2 separate regions of the Homo sapiens genome follow, and region 2 is linked to region 1. Evidence: read pairs that join two places in POLR2A ChIA-PET (ENCODE). Cell type or tissue: HepG2. All regions are shown on one strand. Each heading gives the region's core, and the rest is flanking DNA. Links, peaks and the distances in the headings are about the cores only.

Region 1 (4,958 bases), core at 354-4,353:
ACAGGCATGGGCCACCGCACCTGGCTGCTTGGCTTAGTTCTTAAGGGTTGGATTCTGCCTAATTTTGCACTCTGTACTTGATGTTGTTGGCACTGCTCCTTTACACTGGCTGTCTTCCTTGCCTTCTTTGCCCAGCTCCTGTCATCCTTCAGGTCTTGGATTGGATGTCACTTCCTCTGTGGAGCCACCTTAGTGGTTTCAAGTAATGTCATTTCCTCCTCTATTGGTTCATATGTTTATCTCATGCCATTAGAGTGACCATGACTTTCACAAGGTCGGGGACTGCGTCTTAAATCATCTGCCACTATTGCCTGGCCCGTTGTTATGAACTCAGTAAATGGTAAGTGATTGAAAACAGATTACACTTTGGCAGAATTCTCCAAAGTTTTGAATGCATTACTGGGTTTTCTAAAATGTCCATAATATTACCAAGGAATCATTTTGACTTGGGAGAACTATGCTTAGAGAAGGTTTTAGGTAAGGGAGTTTATATCTTGTGCTTCAACATTTTTATTTCAGTTAAAACATATACAGCAAAACCCCAAAAACTTGTTTGAACTCTTATTCTAATATGCCAGAAAATTTAGGAAAGTGGGCAAGTATTAGATTTAAAACAAGCTTTGGTAAGATTAAGGGCTCTGAGAATTGAAATCAGAACAGTTTTGTTTTCGGTTGTGGCATTTTAAAGCTTTAATTTTGGCTGTGAAATATTTCACGTGACAGATTTCATTCCAGCCTGTTTCTTTCTGGTCAGGAATGTGTGATGGTTCACTTTTGGCAATTGCACTATGTGAAAGGGCTTGGGTCAGCACCACTGTGCAGAAATGGGTCAATGAGCGTTCAGATGAAAGGGAAAACACTTTTAAAGAACCTTTATATATTGCTGATGTAATAAGACAAAACTCATTATAAGCTTGAAACTCTCACCATGTTCTTGCTTTCTCCTTCATCTCTCAAATGCTTTGCCAAATTAACCACATCAACTAATTTTACAGAAAATGGATTGCTGAAGAAGCTTCTTCAGAAAGTCTCTCTCTCTTGTCTTCCAAAAGGACATAAGTCTCCTTTGTACTTCTGTAAAAATCTTAAAATGGCCACTTAAAGAGAGCGGGCAGCTTGTTGTAATTCAGTGAATGATAAAGTACAACCGCCTATTTTTCAGTTGAGTTGGGAGGAAGAACTGTATCCTACTGTTGCTTTAAAAGATGATTTTATTACTGTCAGGACAAATAACAAGCTAGGATTTTCTCAGAGCAATAACTGACGAGTTAGATTACTGCCTGTGGCTCTTAAACAATGTAACATTCTTGAATTAAGGAAGGAAAGTACTCAGGTAGTCTTTGAAGGAAGTCTAGGTTCCCTGCATGGCTATAGGGTTGCTGTTTCACTTTTTTCTGAGTAGATAAGGAAGCATAAGCCTTCTCCAAACCCTGGAAAAGCCTTTGCTCTCAAATTTGTGCTGGAATGTTATCTGGAGTGTGATGGAGCCCTTTGCCAGTCACCATGGAAACTGATGAAGGCTCTAGTTGTCCTTTGGGCTATTTGGGGTGGCTTAAATAAAGGATGACCAATGCGTCTAATCCTGTTCTCCACATACGCTTTTTCTTTAAAAATGATTAAAAATACAGCTTACTTAAGGAGGAAAAGGATATCTGTATCATGTTTCTATTAGGCTATTTAAAACATTGTGTGCAGCTGAAGGGTATCCCGGCCAAGAAACGTTAATGAAAACTATCATTCTGGATAGGCATAATTCCACTGGTTTCTGATGTTGTCTGTTAGCCCCCAAGCTGATATATGCAACAGAATAACAAATGCTAATTTTCCGTTTACCTACTTAGTGATGGAAAGGAACTTGTCATAGAAATGAAGACATGGGTAGTATTTTAGTATGTCATTGCCAAGTGAAATGCAGTTTCAGTGGTGGTGTCAGACATAAAAATTAAAAGCATCTGTGAGCAATTAAAGCATTAATTATTCTTATTTTGCAGACATCTCATAGCACATTTTCCAGAATCACCAGTCCGTAGCTAAAGCTAGGGAAAAGAAGTCTTACGGTAATCTTTAGATGTCCATATTTTGGCAGTCCCTCCTGTTCCCTTAAGTGGGGCACAGAGGAGGAAGATCTGAGCAGAAACTATTAATATCTAGGGTGTTACCTGGTGCTGATAGAAGAATGTTTCTTAATTAGTTAATTTAAAAAATTGAGGTGAAATTCATATTGATAGAGTTTTGGTTTGTGAGCCACACTGATTGCACTGTGAAGGATTTGTTCCATTTTCAAGGTCTGACCCTGATTGAAAAGGCAAAATGGGAACTTAAGATGATTGAGGCTTGCCTCTTGGTTGTTTCAAATAACATGCTTTCCTTTAATGTCCAATAAAGGCTATTTATATGAAATGAAAATCAAGGATATAATACTCAGTGCTTCTACAAATAAGGATAATTTTATTAATTAGTTCAAGATTTTACTGAGTACTTTACATGTGCTGTGTGCTCTTTTTAGTCCTAGAGATGTAGTGGTAAAATGTGTAAGTTTCTGTTCTTAAGGAGTTTAAGTGTATTGGAAGAGACATAATAAACATATACTTTTAGGTGGTTATAATGGTTACAAAAAATAATAAAAAAGTGTAAGGATGTAGAAAGTGATGGGAGGTCTGGGTGCTGTGGCTCATGCCTTTAATCCCAGCAACTTAGGAGGCTGAACTGGGAGAATTACTTCAGGCCTGGACTTTGAGACCAGCTTGAGCAACATAGTGAGATCCCCGTTTCTACAACAACAAGTAGCTGGGCATGGTGGCGTACAGCTGTAGTCCCAGCTACTCAGAAGGCTGAGGCAGATCACTTGAGCCCAGGAGTTCGAGGCTGCAGTGAGCTATGATCACACCACTGTGCTACAGCCTGGGCAACAGAGTGAGACCCCCATCTCTAAAATATAAAAAATAAAATGAAAGTGATAGGAGGTGCAATTTTAGATAAGGATGTCAGGGAGGAGATCTCTGAAGACATGACATTTGAGCAGACATCTGAATGAATTGAGTAATTGGGCCACAGGAAGAGCAAAAGCCCTGAGGTAGAATCAACTTGGATTATATGAAGTGTTTTTATAAATGGGAGGAAAGCCTCATGAACAGAATAAACAGGAAGAAGGTCCATGTGATTGGAGTGGTCTAGGGGAAAGGTAGATAGAGGCATGTCATGCAAAGCCTCATAAGCCGTGGTGGAAATTTGGATTTTTTTCTGTGTACAGTGTAGTGGGTTTTTCACCAGGGCAGTGACAGTCTAATTTACTCCTTAAAAGGATCTGGCTGTAATGTAGAGAATAGAGTATAGGAGAATAAAAATAGAACAAGACGACTAGCTAGTAGCTAATGCCAGTGTGTAAGCTAAAGTTGATAGCTTGGACTATGGTGGTAGAGGTAGTGATAAGTACATCTGTTCCAAAGATATTTTGAAGATAGAGCCAGGAGGACTTGCTGATGAATTGGATGTGGATGGTGAAGGAAAGAGATGGTTCTTTTTTTTTTTTTTTTTTTGGTATGGTAAAATATGCATAATATAAAACTGACCATTTTAATGATTTTAAAGTGTGCAATTCAGTGGCCTTAAGTACATTAACGTTGTGTAACCATCCTCACTATTCATCCCCAGAACTTTCTTATCATTCCAAACTGAAACTCTATTCATTAAATAATAATTCCCCGTTTTCTCCTGTTCCTAGCCCCTAGTAACCACTAATCTACTTTCTGTCTCATGAATTTGACTGTTCCAACTCGTATAAGTGGAGTCATATAATATTTGTCCTTTTATGTCTGGCTTATTTCACTTAGCAAATTGTTATCAAGGTTCATCCATGTTGTAGCATATATTCAAATTTCACTTCTTTTTAGGTTCTTTGGTTTTGCTTTTAGCAACTATGTGAATAGTATTGAAATTTCCTGGGATGGAGAAGACTCTTGAAGGAGAGGTTAGGGGTTAAAAATCAGTTCTCCTTTACACATGTTAAATGTAAAACGCGTGATAGACACCCAGGTGGATATGTTGAGTAAGTCTGGGGCTTGGAGGAGAGGTTGGGGCTGGAGATTTAAATTTGGATGTCAGCATAGTATAGGTGGTTTTTAAAGTTATGAAACTGGGTAAGTTTACCTCAGAAGTAAGAGTAGACTTGAGAAAGTGGCCTTTTAACTAGTACAATTTAAAGTTATGATAAAGGAATACATATATTCTAAGATGTACACAAATTGCTAAATTTATAAAATTTTAAAAGTTGGCATTGATTTTTAATGTTTTAATTGATATAGCACATTAGTTTTAAGCAGTTATTTGCTTGTTATTTTGTTAGTCAATTCGTTTACTTTCATTGGCTTGAAATAGTGGTAAGCCTTGTTTTTTAGTAGTTCTCTAAGAAATTAAAAAAATAAATTAGTGTCAAGGTGAATTGGGTACTGGCTAGAATGGCTGTTTTCAAAAGTCACACATATAAATTTTATCATAGTAGGGACAATTTGAAAATTAGTAGATGCCATAGATAATAGGATTAATTATGTAAAAATTAATTTATATGTAAATATAAAATTAATAGATAATAGGATAAAGGGGGCTTGTTTATGAATGGAGTATTCTAGTGAGCAAACACCAGCTGTGTGTGACTAAGGGTGGCACCTATCCAGGGGAAGGATGTTTTCAGGAAAATTTGTGTACTTTTTTTTTTTTTTTTTAACAGCAGAGAGGCTTTTTAGTTAGACTACTGGTCTCTTTTCTTTTCCAAAGGATTAAGTTTCAAAAGAAGGATCAGACCACTCTTGTGGGGTGAAATGGGGGTGGAGGAAATATTTGGAACAAGAGGAATGTTTGCAGCAACACTGGAGTAGAACTTTCCCTAGACGCTGTGGTTCATAGGCATCTGACCAAGTCTTTCAGAGGCAAATCTTAGTATTACTTATTTTTTTTTCCATTTA
Region 2 (4,958 bases), core at 692-4,691, 51 kb after region 1:
TAATTCAGTATGTAGCAGGGATGCTTGCTGTGTACTTCCCATTTTGTCACACAGAATGTTAAACCTGTATACAACATTTGAGATGTGATAAATTGAATAATTTTTACTGTATTACCCAGGACATTCTTCAGTGAAACTGACCTTTAATTTTACTGTGATACATGGTGGTGAAGAATATGATGACTATAAGTACAGTTTGGTGCCACTGCCTTAATTTGTGCTAAGGTGCCAGCAGTTTTACCTACCATTGCTTTTGAACCATCAGTGGAAATGTCAGCCCAGTGAAAAAACAAATACTATATTCCCACCCCCCAAAATAATATCTTTGTAGAATTATAAAAATAGTTTTACCCTCTTGGATCATCTGAAAGATTCTTGGGGATCTCCAGAGAGAAAGGGCCAATAACCAACCATATTTGGAGAATTGCTTGTTTAATGGAAAGTTCTTTAATCAAAAGTCAGAATTCTTGGTTTCTAGGTTAGTAATCCTTGTTATAGATCTCAGGAAATTACTGACTTCATTTTTGTTTCTTCTCCTTTTATTAAAGTGATGTGGAAGTGAGTGCTGTAAAATAGTTTGTGTCTAATGTCAGGAAATACCTTATTAGGCACGGCACATTGTAAAAAAAGTTCTGGAGAGATTTGAACTAGGTCTTTCCTTTTCATTCATTTTATTTATTATAGTGATGTTAAGGTGGCTGGAATTGATAACCTATTTTTGTAAAACTTCTATTTTTACAAAAATGTACCAAGTGATAATTAACTAAGACAGTGGAGTCATGTTGGAATATAGTCTATAAGATACAAAAGTTGTCCTCAAGCTACTTGTAGCCTGATTAATAAACACACAGATATAGCAGTATAATGTATTTTATGCTATCACATAATTGCTTTAAATAATATATAGGAGATCAGAGAATGACAAGACTGACGAATGGGGAGGTAGAGAGTGGCTCCATGAAGATCATAGAATTAAATTAGACCTTTATAAAAATGGAGAAATGATATATGCCGAGGTACAAAGAGAACATGTCATACTTCTCAATTAATCTTTTCCCTTCCCAGACAAATACCTATCCTCAGTTTCCCTCTTCCTGTCATTCTGTGGTTTGTGACATCGTTTTTCTCGTACTTCTTTTCTTTGGACCATTCTAAGGCCCATGATTTGTGCTATTAAGATAGCATGGTGTACTGGAAAGATCTTGGGCTTTGGAGTCAGAGTGACCCAACCTGCAATTCTGAGAGCACATTTCATAGACAGTCTGAAAATTAAGTGAAATAATACATTTAAAGGTGCTCCATAAATGTTAACTGCCTTTCTCTATTATTACAAATAATGAACAGCAACAGAGAATGAGTTAATTAAGATGGTAGCATGCTGTGATGAAATTTATCCATTAGACTGGGAGAGCAAAAGACTTGTGAAAAGAGAGACAATAAGGTATTGTGGTTATCATGGACATTAGAGATGGAGAGAATTGTAGTAAAATCCTGATTGTAACCTGTACTATTACCTTTGTGTTTATTTTGGGCAAGTTGACTTAAACTCTCAAAGCCTTAGTTTATTTATCTAATAAATGGGAATGGTTTTGGGAAGATAGTCAATAGATCCCCCCACATATTTGTTTATTCTTTATTCGAATGTGATTTTGTTCAGTCCTGGGGGATATTGATTAGGCTAGGCTAATCAGTGAATGCCATTAGTTGGTGACCTAGTCTTTGGTGTAAGATGATTATGTGTTCTTGTTGACATTTATAGATCATGAATATCTTGACACACTCTGCCTAGTTCTAGAAGTCCCTCCATATACCTCTTTCAAAGCCTAAAATATTTATCATCTGCCCCTTTATAGAACAGTTTTCCAGTTTCTGTCGTATGCATTTAAGTTACCTGGAATCAGTTTGGTTATTTTGAGGCTTTTGAGCTTCCTTGGGTGGGTCCAGAGCAGCCTTTAGTGTCAAGGGCTAATTTACCCCTTTACTAAGGCAATATCTTTCTAATGACTCTCTACCCAATGCTCCATGTATTGTGAGATCTTTCCCCTTTGACTGATGGGAACATAAACTGTTCTCAGCTGTGTGCAATCTCTGGGAATTATACAGCTTGTATCTCCAGTGATTCTTTCCCCACCATTGGGTAATTTTTCTCATTCATGTGAAAACTCCACAGGACCCCTCTGCAGTTGTGGGGAGTTCTCTCTCTATGTCTCCTTTCTCCCCAGTATTCTGCTCCATAAATTCCAGCTGCCTTGGCTTCCCCTAACTCTCATTTTCTTTTCTCAACTCACCAAGATGAATGGGCTCTGTTTGGATTCTCCCTCCCTGTTTTTCAGCCTGGAAGCTGTCTCCAGGACAATAAACTGGGGCAGTCATAGAGCTCATCTCACTTGTTTTTCTTTTTTCAGGAGTTATAGTCTTCCCTGCTGTAATTCCATGTCTAAAACATAGTTTTTATGTTTTGTCCAGTTTTCTAGTTTTTTACAGGTGTCTGTGTGTGTGTGGGTTGGGGGGCTACTCAGGGGTTAAGTCCCATTTCTGTTGCTCTTTTATGGCCAGGAGCAAAGCTCCATTTATAGCTGTTACTTTTTTTTCCCTCTATGTATTCTCTACACCACTAAAAAGTCAGATGAATCCATCATCTGTATAATCACGTTTGTTTTTATAGCAATTAAGTGCCATAGCCACTTGTATTAGTATGGGTTCTCCAGGGAAATAGAACCAATAATACACACACACACACCCCCACCCCACCCCCCACACACAAAGAGATTTATTATAAGGAATTGGCTCACATAATTATGGAGGCTAAGTCCCAAGATCTACATTCAGCAAGCTGGAGACCCAGAAGGGCTAATGGTGTAGTTCCAGTATGAATCCAAAGGTCTAAGAACCAGTATAGCCAATGATATAAGTTTTAGGTGCTGTAAATTCCAGTCTGAGTCCAAGTCCACGTCCAAAGGCAGAAAACCGACATCCAAGCTCAAAGATAGGCAGAGAGTGAATTCTCCCTTATTCCACCCCCGTTTTTTTTTCTATTCAGGGCTTCAATGGATTGGATGATGCCCACCCACATGAAGGCGGGCAACCTGAATTACTTAGTTTACCAATTCAAATGTTAATCTCATCCAGAAACATCCTCACAGACACACCCAGAATAATATTTAACCAAATTTATGGGTATACGGTGGCCCAAAGTGACATAAAAATTAATCATCATACTCCTCAAACTCTTAGGGTTGCCCTTCATCTAAGTTGTATAATAATGAATCAGTACCTGTGTTCCCATTTCCTCCCAGCATGGAGATAATCCTGGAGTTTCTAGATTAATCTCAATCTCATTTTGACGGTTGTTTCCTGGGGCTACTTTCCAACCAAAACACATAGCATATTCAGAATAATTTGAGAGGGACTATTTACAAGATGTGGGAGAAGTGTAGGGAAACAACAACAGATAGGATAGTAACTGATGAGCAATACTGGAGCAGTTTACTGTCCCTACACCTGAAGAGTTGGGGGGAAGGAGTATCCAAATCTGAGAGAGAGTCTTGTAGAGATGTCTGCCTTCGGAGGAACAATGACACTTGGTGGAGGACCTAGCCAGCCTGGGGCTACCCTACAGAGAGGAAGCCAGGAAATTAAATTCCTTGACCACCCTCTCCTCCTTCTTTCTGATCTCCTGCTTTTGAGGCAGTCTGTATAGAAACCCCTGGGGCGGCAGCGGGCAGAGTGAACTGGAGGGGCAGTTGGAAATATTTGGCAAAGACAGCTAGGTTGGAGTAGCTGCCTGGCCCCTTTCCTTTAGAAACAGGTGTTTCAAGATACACAAAGTTTGAAATGAGAGAAAAAATAGTTTATAGATTATTATTTTCTTGCCTTTCTAATACTCCCAAAGTAGTCTTCCATGTATGTTCTGAAGAACTGATGAAAGCAAGAAGAAATAATGTTAAATTATCCAGAGTTGTTTAAACTCATCAGCAGATGCTGTTATTTTATTGATAAAGCTGGTGATATTAAAAATTAATCAAGTTTGCCCATTGTAGTAATAGGTCAGGATTTAGATACTCCATAATCCACACTGTATTTTAAGAAAAGTATCCATAGGGAAAGAAGAAAATATTCACGTCCATAAAAGTGGTTTATTTAACATTGAAGCATAGTAGTGGCAAATATTTATATGTTAATCTATATTTTACATATTTCTACTTTTAAATTATTAATAGACATGGATGGGTAATTTTAGGTTTAATTCAGACTTTCTGTAAGTCATTTAGAGGAAGCTCAGTGTGAGGCATTCTTTGCTATAAACAGAATGGGTGAACATTTACTGGGTGATATCTGGTAATTAGCAACAAATTTGGAGCATCCAGGAAAGATGCTGCTGCTTTGCATCTTTGGCTGTGTATGCCACTCAGTTTGTGGAAATTCAGTCCTGTTTTTAGGTGCATAGTGCATGGCCTTTGACCTACCTCTCTGCAGCAGTATCTTCAAACCACCTTCACCTCTTGCAACTGGCAGCCGAGGTGGGTTGCATGGTGCAGTGGTGCTGTTACCACACATAACCACAGATTATCACCAAACATATAACGTATTCTAAAAATAAAACACTTTTAAAAAATTTCAGAAACATATTTGAGCATTTTAATAACTGAGTAGAAATTAGTCGTAGTTTTATAACATTTTAGAGCTTGGAGAGATCTTTGCAAGTTTATTTTACTGATGAGATTTAGATACAGTCACATAGCTTATTTAATGATTGAGATTCAGTCACGCGCATTATTAGTGAAGTGCCAACATAAGAACCAGGATCTTCTGATTACCTTCAGTGATTTTATTATGCAAAGCTTTTGCTCGTTGTAGATATTCAGAGTTACAGAATCCACAAATGCATTATAAATAATGGTCTGGCATCAACACTGAGGGAGATTTTGTTGTTCCATGACAGCTCTATTTATTAACTG

Evidence for each region. ChIA-PET counts read pairs that join two places held together with the same protein. Peaks named below come from ENCODE experiments on the same cell type or tissue, not always from the same donor. Only the 100,000 strongest peaks of a DNase experiment are listed, where the experiment ranks them.
Region 2: POLR2A ChIA-PET joins it to region 1 with 8 read pairs; 2 of 35 experiments call an interaction of 5 or more read pairs at or near these places.

The regions. Positions count from the first base shown.
Region 1 is chr14:31,577,686-31,582,643 of GRCh38, forward strand. The region is part of intron 3 of NUBPL (NUBP iron-sulfur cluster assembly factor, mitochondrial); the gene reads left to right. Among named protein-coding and RNA genes, the nearest start is that of NUBPL, 19 kb to the left of the region's middle. In HepG2, for the core only: no CTCF peak of the experiment used is centred there; a DNase peak (open chromatin) is centred at 2,746.
Region 2 is chr14:31,628,744-31,633,701 of GRCh38, forward strand. All of the region lies in intron 4 of NUBPL (NUBP iron-sulfur cluster assembly factor, mitochondrial), which reads left to right. Among named protein-coding and RNA genes, the nearest start is that of NUBPL, 70 kb to the left of the region's middle. In HepG2, for the core only: no CTCF peak of the experiment used is centred there; no DNase peak of the experiment used is centred there.